2 separate regions of the Mus musculus genome follow, and region 1 is linked to region 2. The links are chromatin loops, found by intact Hi-C in ENCODE. Cell type or tissue: gastrocnemius. All regions are shown on one strand. Links, peaks and the distances in the headings refer to the core of each region. The heading gives the core; the rest is flanking DNA.

Region 1 (2,910 bases), core at 212-2,711, 75 kb after region 2:
ATCAAAACTCTCTAGCTGGACCTTGTGGACTCTTGACCCACACAGTCTTGGTGTAAAGTAGATTGTTTTTGTGAGCCCCTAAATGTAGGGGCCCCATGATACATAGCAGCAGAGGAGGTGTGCCTGCTTCAGGTTCTGAGCCATGTCCTGGATTAGCATGGCATCTTCTGGTAGCATTACAGCTCAGCAACTTAGGCCTAAGCACCGCCTGCGCTTGCTTTGCCACAGGGACTCCTTTGTACAAAAAGACTGTTTTGACACTTAGATCCCTCCATGTGAGAGAACCATAAAACATTCCCACAGAAAAAGCCAGCGTGAGCCAAGAGTTACCGTCAGGGACACCACAGTGGCAGAACATCACAAGGATGAAACTGCCATGAGAGGGACCACCCATACAGTTCTCGGGTCCTGATGCTGATTCAAGTTCTGCTTGCTGATCCTTGGGGAGGAGGAACCCTTGGAGGTTCTGGCTTGCTGCTAAGACCGCCCTAAGTGGGTAGGAGAAGCAGCACTGCTCCCTGTACCAGCCAAGGGGGAAGGTGCCAGCACTGCCTTGGCATCCTGTGCTCTTTCTTAGAGCCTCAGAAGGGGGAAGGACCTGGGGGAAGGGGCTTGCTCTCTTGACACAAGTGAGAACTTGGGGTCTTTAAGCTTCAGGGACCGAAGTCACAATGCTAGGGATGAGGTTTAACCTGAGGTCTGCAGGACTCCCAAGGCTGTACCCTTGCCATGTCATGGGCTGCAGTGTAAAAACCTAGTAAGCTTTAGTTAGGGATGAAGGACACCTTCCTGAAAAGCTCTCCTTCCTTAGAGGAACATGGTTTCCTTGGGACAGGCTTCTCCCCTGCAGAGAACACCACCTTTCAACAGGGCAAAGCTCAAAGTCTTCTCTGATTGGACACACCCAGTGCAATAGAGCCTTACATTTTATTTGGGGGCTTAGAGGAAGAATGCAGTAAAATACTAAGCTGTGGGTGTGAAGACAAGGAGAAAGCTCTTTGCTTACTGTATTCAGCAAGGTTAGGGTCATCATTTGTATGCCTATGGGGGCCACTTGTGTTGAGGGCTTTAGATACCATGGGGAATATTATGGAGCCAGGGCTCGGGGGCATCAAGGGTCATGCAGACACCAGGCCTGGGATCCCAAGTACTTCTCCTTTTCTTCTTTGTTTTCGAGACAGGGCTTTATAGAGGTCAGCCTTGAACTGGTACATAGCAGAGATGTTCTTGGCATCCTCCAGTTCCTCCCACATCCACCTCCAGGCTGCTAGGATTCCAGGTGTAGGGCACCACAACACACCAGGTTTATGTGGTGTTGGGAACTGAACTCAGGTTAAATGCTGGCTAGGCAGGCACTTTATCTACTCATCGATAATCCCAGTCCCTAAGTGGCCTTGACACAATACTCCTCACTGCCAAGGGACTCCTATTACAACCTCCTAAGCTCTGGGTATCTGCTATGTCTGCCTCAGATGCTCCACCTGACATCTTTTTCTGCAGTCACTATATCCTCTGAGGTTTGAGGTCTGAAACACATCTTTACCCTTGTAGGTATGACTTGGAGTTATCCCGTCCCTCTGTCTGGCTGCTCATCACTGGCCCTGTTTACATTCCCTATGTATTCCAATGGTACCCCCAAAATGAACATCACACTAAGGGCAGGTACATGAGTGCATACCCACACTAGGTTATGCTCTCCATTGACACACACAAGGCACTTGCCAGGGATGTACATAAGGACCGGCACTGTTGGCAGTTGCTGAGACCCCCTCGCTCCCACAGGAAACCTGCCACTCATGGAGATGGAGCTGTTGGAGTGAAGTCATGCAGCTAATATGTGTCAGGAGCAGGGTTGGATCTTCAGGGTCTGCTACCTCACTGACTACCTTGGAGTTTCTCTGCTTGCTTGTTTGAATGATACAAGTAGGAGAGCCCATGTGTGCTGCAGGGGGCTGCCCAAGCATTCCTGTATGTGTCTTTTGGTGGGCACATGCTCTAGGGGTAAGTGGTTGGGCCATGTTTCTGTATTTTATTTACATTTAAGTTTTAAAAAGAATAGCATCTTCTCTCCCAATGTACTTGTCCTGTTTTATATTCCCATTGTGAAGGCCAAAGAGTTCTGTTACTCTACATCTTTGCCACCAGTAGGAAAAGTCTTGGAAATTTTAGCTGCCAGGCCTTGTGGCGCAATTTTGTTGTAGTTTGGACTATTTGTGCATATTCTTTTGTGAGATGTATATTTAAGTATGTTGCTCATTTCTTTAGAAAGGATTTTTAGATTTTTTTTTTTATGTGTATGAGTCTTTGCCTGCATGTCCGTGTGTCCATCATATGCATGAAGTGCCCAGGGAGGCAAAAGGAGAGTGCTGGAGCCTCTGGAACTGGAATCACAAACACTGTGAGGTTCCATGTGGATGCTGGGAGTTAAACCAGGTCCTCTCAGGAAGAGCAGTCTGTTTCTCCAGCCTCCTCTTACCCACTTTAAAAAAGATTATTATACGTTTAAAATATGCATGTGTATGCATGTACATTCATGTGTGCATGATTGTGGGTTCATGTGCCTGTGAGAACATGAGCTACCTGAGATGGCTGTGAGCTACCTGAGATGGGTGACAGATACCAAATTCCAGTCTTCTCAAGGGCAGCATGTCCTCTTAAGCTCAGAGCCACTGAGCCATCTCACAAGCCTCACACTCACCACTTAATATATTGGTTTTACTTCTGCTATTGAATACAAGTCTCTTTATATACTATACACACATACTGCACACATGTGCATACACACACACACTCTCACACATGTACATTGTCTTAGCGTTATACTGCTGTGAACAGACACTATGACCAAGGCAACTCTCATAAGAACAACATTTAATTGGGGCTGGCTTACAGGTTCAGAGGTTCAGTCCA
Region 2 (2,910 bases), core at 169-2,668:
GCCAAGGACAAAGCAGTGGCCAGCCATTAGAGGTGATTTCTTGGAGGAAGGGAGGATCAGTCACTCAGGAGAACATCTCTACTGGGGTGGGGGATCTCCAGGGAGTGTGTGGAGGTAGGTCTACAGGGGTCCCCAAAGCTCATCCTCCCATCCCAAGGTTTCATGTTACCAAGGTTTACCATTGATACTGTCACACTCGGGGGGGGGGGGCATGAGGCATGAGGAAGCCTTGCCCCATGCCTGTCTGGTGGTATGATTTGATTGTGCCTGGCAGTTTGGGGTGGGGCAGAGAGGGACAGGTGGATGGTGGGAGCTTGACCTCATGTCTGATGTGATTGGTTAGTAGGTGATAAGGGGAAGAGAAAAGAAAAGGGAAACTTCAGAAGAGTCTTCGCTTGGTTAGAGTGGAACATATGCAAGAGCATAGGATCACTTGTCTCCCTCCCTCCCTCCCTCCCTCCCTCCCTCCCTCCCTCCCTCCCTCCCTCCCTCCCTCCCTCCCTTCCTCCCTTCCTTCCTTTTTTCTTTCTTGTTCTTTTCTCAAGACAGCCCAGGATTTGAGCCCACCCCTAGCTACCCCAGACCTTGGCAGGTGACCGTCACAGGTATGCACCATCACACAGGACTGGGCAAAATCTTGACAAGGTGCTTGCAAACTTGGAGGTTGGGAGGTGGTATTCAAGGCTGCTTGTAGAAAGAGCCTTAAGAAAGGGCTGGCCAGGGCCAGGAAGAGGCCTTCTTGGACCTCTGCAAATGGGCCAAATAACAGCCCACTCTGAGGAGGAACATCATAAAGTACTTGTTCCATTGATGTCCTTGGTTCCTGCTGGGGGAGGCCAAGGATGGGAAACTGAGGCCCATGAAGGGGTCCCCAAGCTGGCCTGTTCTCCAGGGATGCAGCCACCCACTGTGTGCTCAACACAGCTCTGGGCAGGGTATCCTTTTGTTCTTTCTGTGAGTCTTCTTTCCTCCAGGTCTCCTTTCCTCTGATGCCCTCTATGAGGTCTTCCACCTCCTCTCATTACAGTTTGGAGAGGGGAGTGTCTCTTCGGGGGTTGCCAGGCCCTGCTGCAAGAGGCTTGTGGTAGGGCAAATGGTCTGCAGCCAGTGTTGATAGAGAGGGGGATGCAGGGCTCCCTGCACCCTCAGCAGCCAGCCCTACCCTCTTCCACCAGGGCCATTTCCCTGACTCCTGATTTTTCATTACAGCAGCACACAGTCTCAGAGTTACCCAAGGTCACGGAGCTGCAAGGGGAGCAGAATGAGGCCATTACACCAGCCTCTAATGTCCCCGCGGCCTCAGCTCGCTAGCTGCCTCGATCAAGCACCCGGGACACTCCAATTTCCGCCTGTCCTGAGGTGATCGTATCAGGGCCTGAGTGATCTCCTTGCCGGCGGGCAGTGGAGATGCTGTGGCAGCAAGCTGGCTGTTCCCCTACTCGGCCACCTTCTGAGTCCACACATCCTCTCCCTTGGGAACAAAAGGGAGGCACCAGCTGAGACCATTGGCTGAGAAATGGCTGGCAGGATGTCTCCCTGCGCTTCACCCTTGCCCTGTAAGAGTTCAGACTTAGTTCAGCTGCTGGCTGGCCAGGAGCACCAGCCATTGCCCATCACTCTGGCTGGCTGGAAGGGCTAGGATGCTAGGCTCTAGTTGTTCTGCATGGGATGGGTGGGTGAGGAGCTACGCTAGCTGGGGGGGCTGGGGGTAATAGCTACCCTCAGGGATTCTTAAGGCTCCAGACCTCTGTCACTCATCATTTCGGTTTATAAAAGGCCCGTGGTCCCGGGATATTGGCTGATGCTGAGCCCTGTGCTGACCTTCCCTCCCATCTGCCAAGGGCAGGAGCTGGATGAGATGGCCCAGGGTAAAGAATGAGTTGGCAATCCTGGATTTCTGATCCTCACCCCTTAGAAGTTTTTGTGCTGGTCCGCATGTCACACTTGGCCCATCTGCAAGGGATGTGGAAGCCATGATGCTGGCTCTGGTCTGGGAAACTTTTTATTAAGATCTATCTCAACAAAAATAGCGAAAATGCAAATGTCTCTACATCCTCAGCAAGAGGGGAATGTAGTCCCTTAGCTTCTTGGCGCTGAATTGGAAGTGGCTGTGGTCATACTCAGGACCACAGCTCTGAAACAGAGTTTAGGTAGACAGTGCTCAGGGGGTGAGGTGCTGGCATCAGAGGCGATAGGGGTGGACCCAGAGAGTGTGCTTATCTGGAGTGTATGTTTACAAACTCTCAACTGTACATGGAAAGGGACAACTTCTGCCTGGGACAATGCCACAGGACTACTTACTTGTGCAATGGGCACAGATCATAATCAGGTGATCACTGGCTGAGATACTGCCATAAGCCAGAACGGGACCTCATGCCAGCTGTCCTTCTGTCTCTTTGCCCTTTGCTAGGCCTGCATTGGCTACTGGTCCTAAAGCCCAGGGTAGGGTCCTTGGGGTAGGGACTCCTTCCAAAGGTTTGGCTGCCAATGTGCAACATGGGGTCCTTACTAACTAACCTGGACCACTTCCAGTTTTCTCTGGCTTGGGAAAGCAGCCTGTAGGGGTTGGCTTTCTACTCTAGCTGGAAGGCAGGACTCTGTTAGGCATGCACTGCCCTCCTCCATGTCTCCCCGTGATTTCTACTACACTGTAAATAAACCAACACCAGGATTAAACCCATGGAGGATGGTGGTGGGGGACACAGAGCTTAGACTGGAATTGGAACTGCAGAGCCAATCAGCATTTATGTACATTGTTATTCTGCTTGCATATATGTCTGTGTGAGGGCATCAGATTCTCTGGAACTGGAGTTAAAAAGAGTTGTGAGCTCCCATGTGGGTGCTAGAAATTGAACCTGAGTCTTTTGGTTAAGAACAGCCAGTGCGCTTAACTGCTGGGCCATCTCTCCT

What was found. Peaks named below come from ENCODE experiments on the same cell type or tissue, not always from the same donor. Only the 100,000 strongest peaks of a DNase experiment are listed, where the experiment ranks them.
Region 1: it touches region 2 in a loop (1.8-fold over the local background); 2 of 42 quality-filtered maps call a loop at or near these places.

Annotation. Positions count from the first base shown.
Region 1 is chr2:27,655,896-27,658,805 of GRCm38, forward strand. No RefSeq gene overlaps it. Among named protein-coding and RNA genes, the nearest start is that of Rxra, 20 kb to the right of the region's middle. In gastrocnemius, for the core only: no CTCF peak of the experiment used is centred there; no DNase peak of the experiment used is centred there.
Region 2 is chr2:27,580,847-27,583,756 of GRCm38, forward strand. It overlaps Gm52506 (a long non-coding RNA gene), which reads left to right. Exons shown (of 3, transcript XR_003953780.1): 2 at 546-605; 3 at 1,210-2,910. Among named protein-coding and RNA genes, the nearest start is that of Gm39776, 4.6 kb to the left of the region's middle. In gastrocnemius, for the core only: no CTCF peak of the experiment used is centred there; DNase peaks (open chromatin) are centred at 1,573 and 2,455.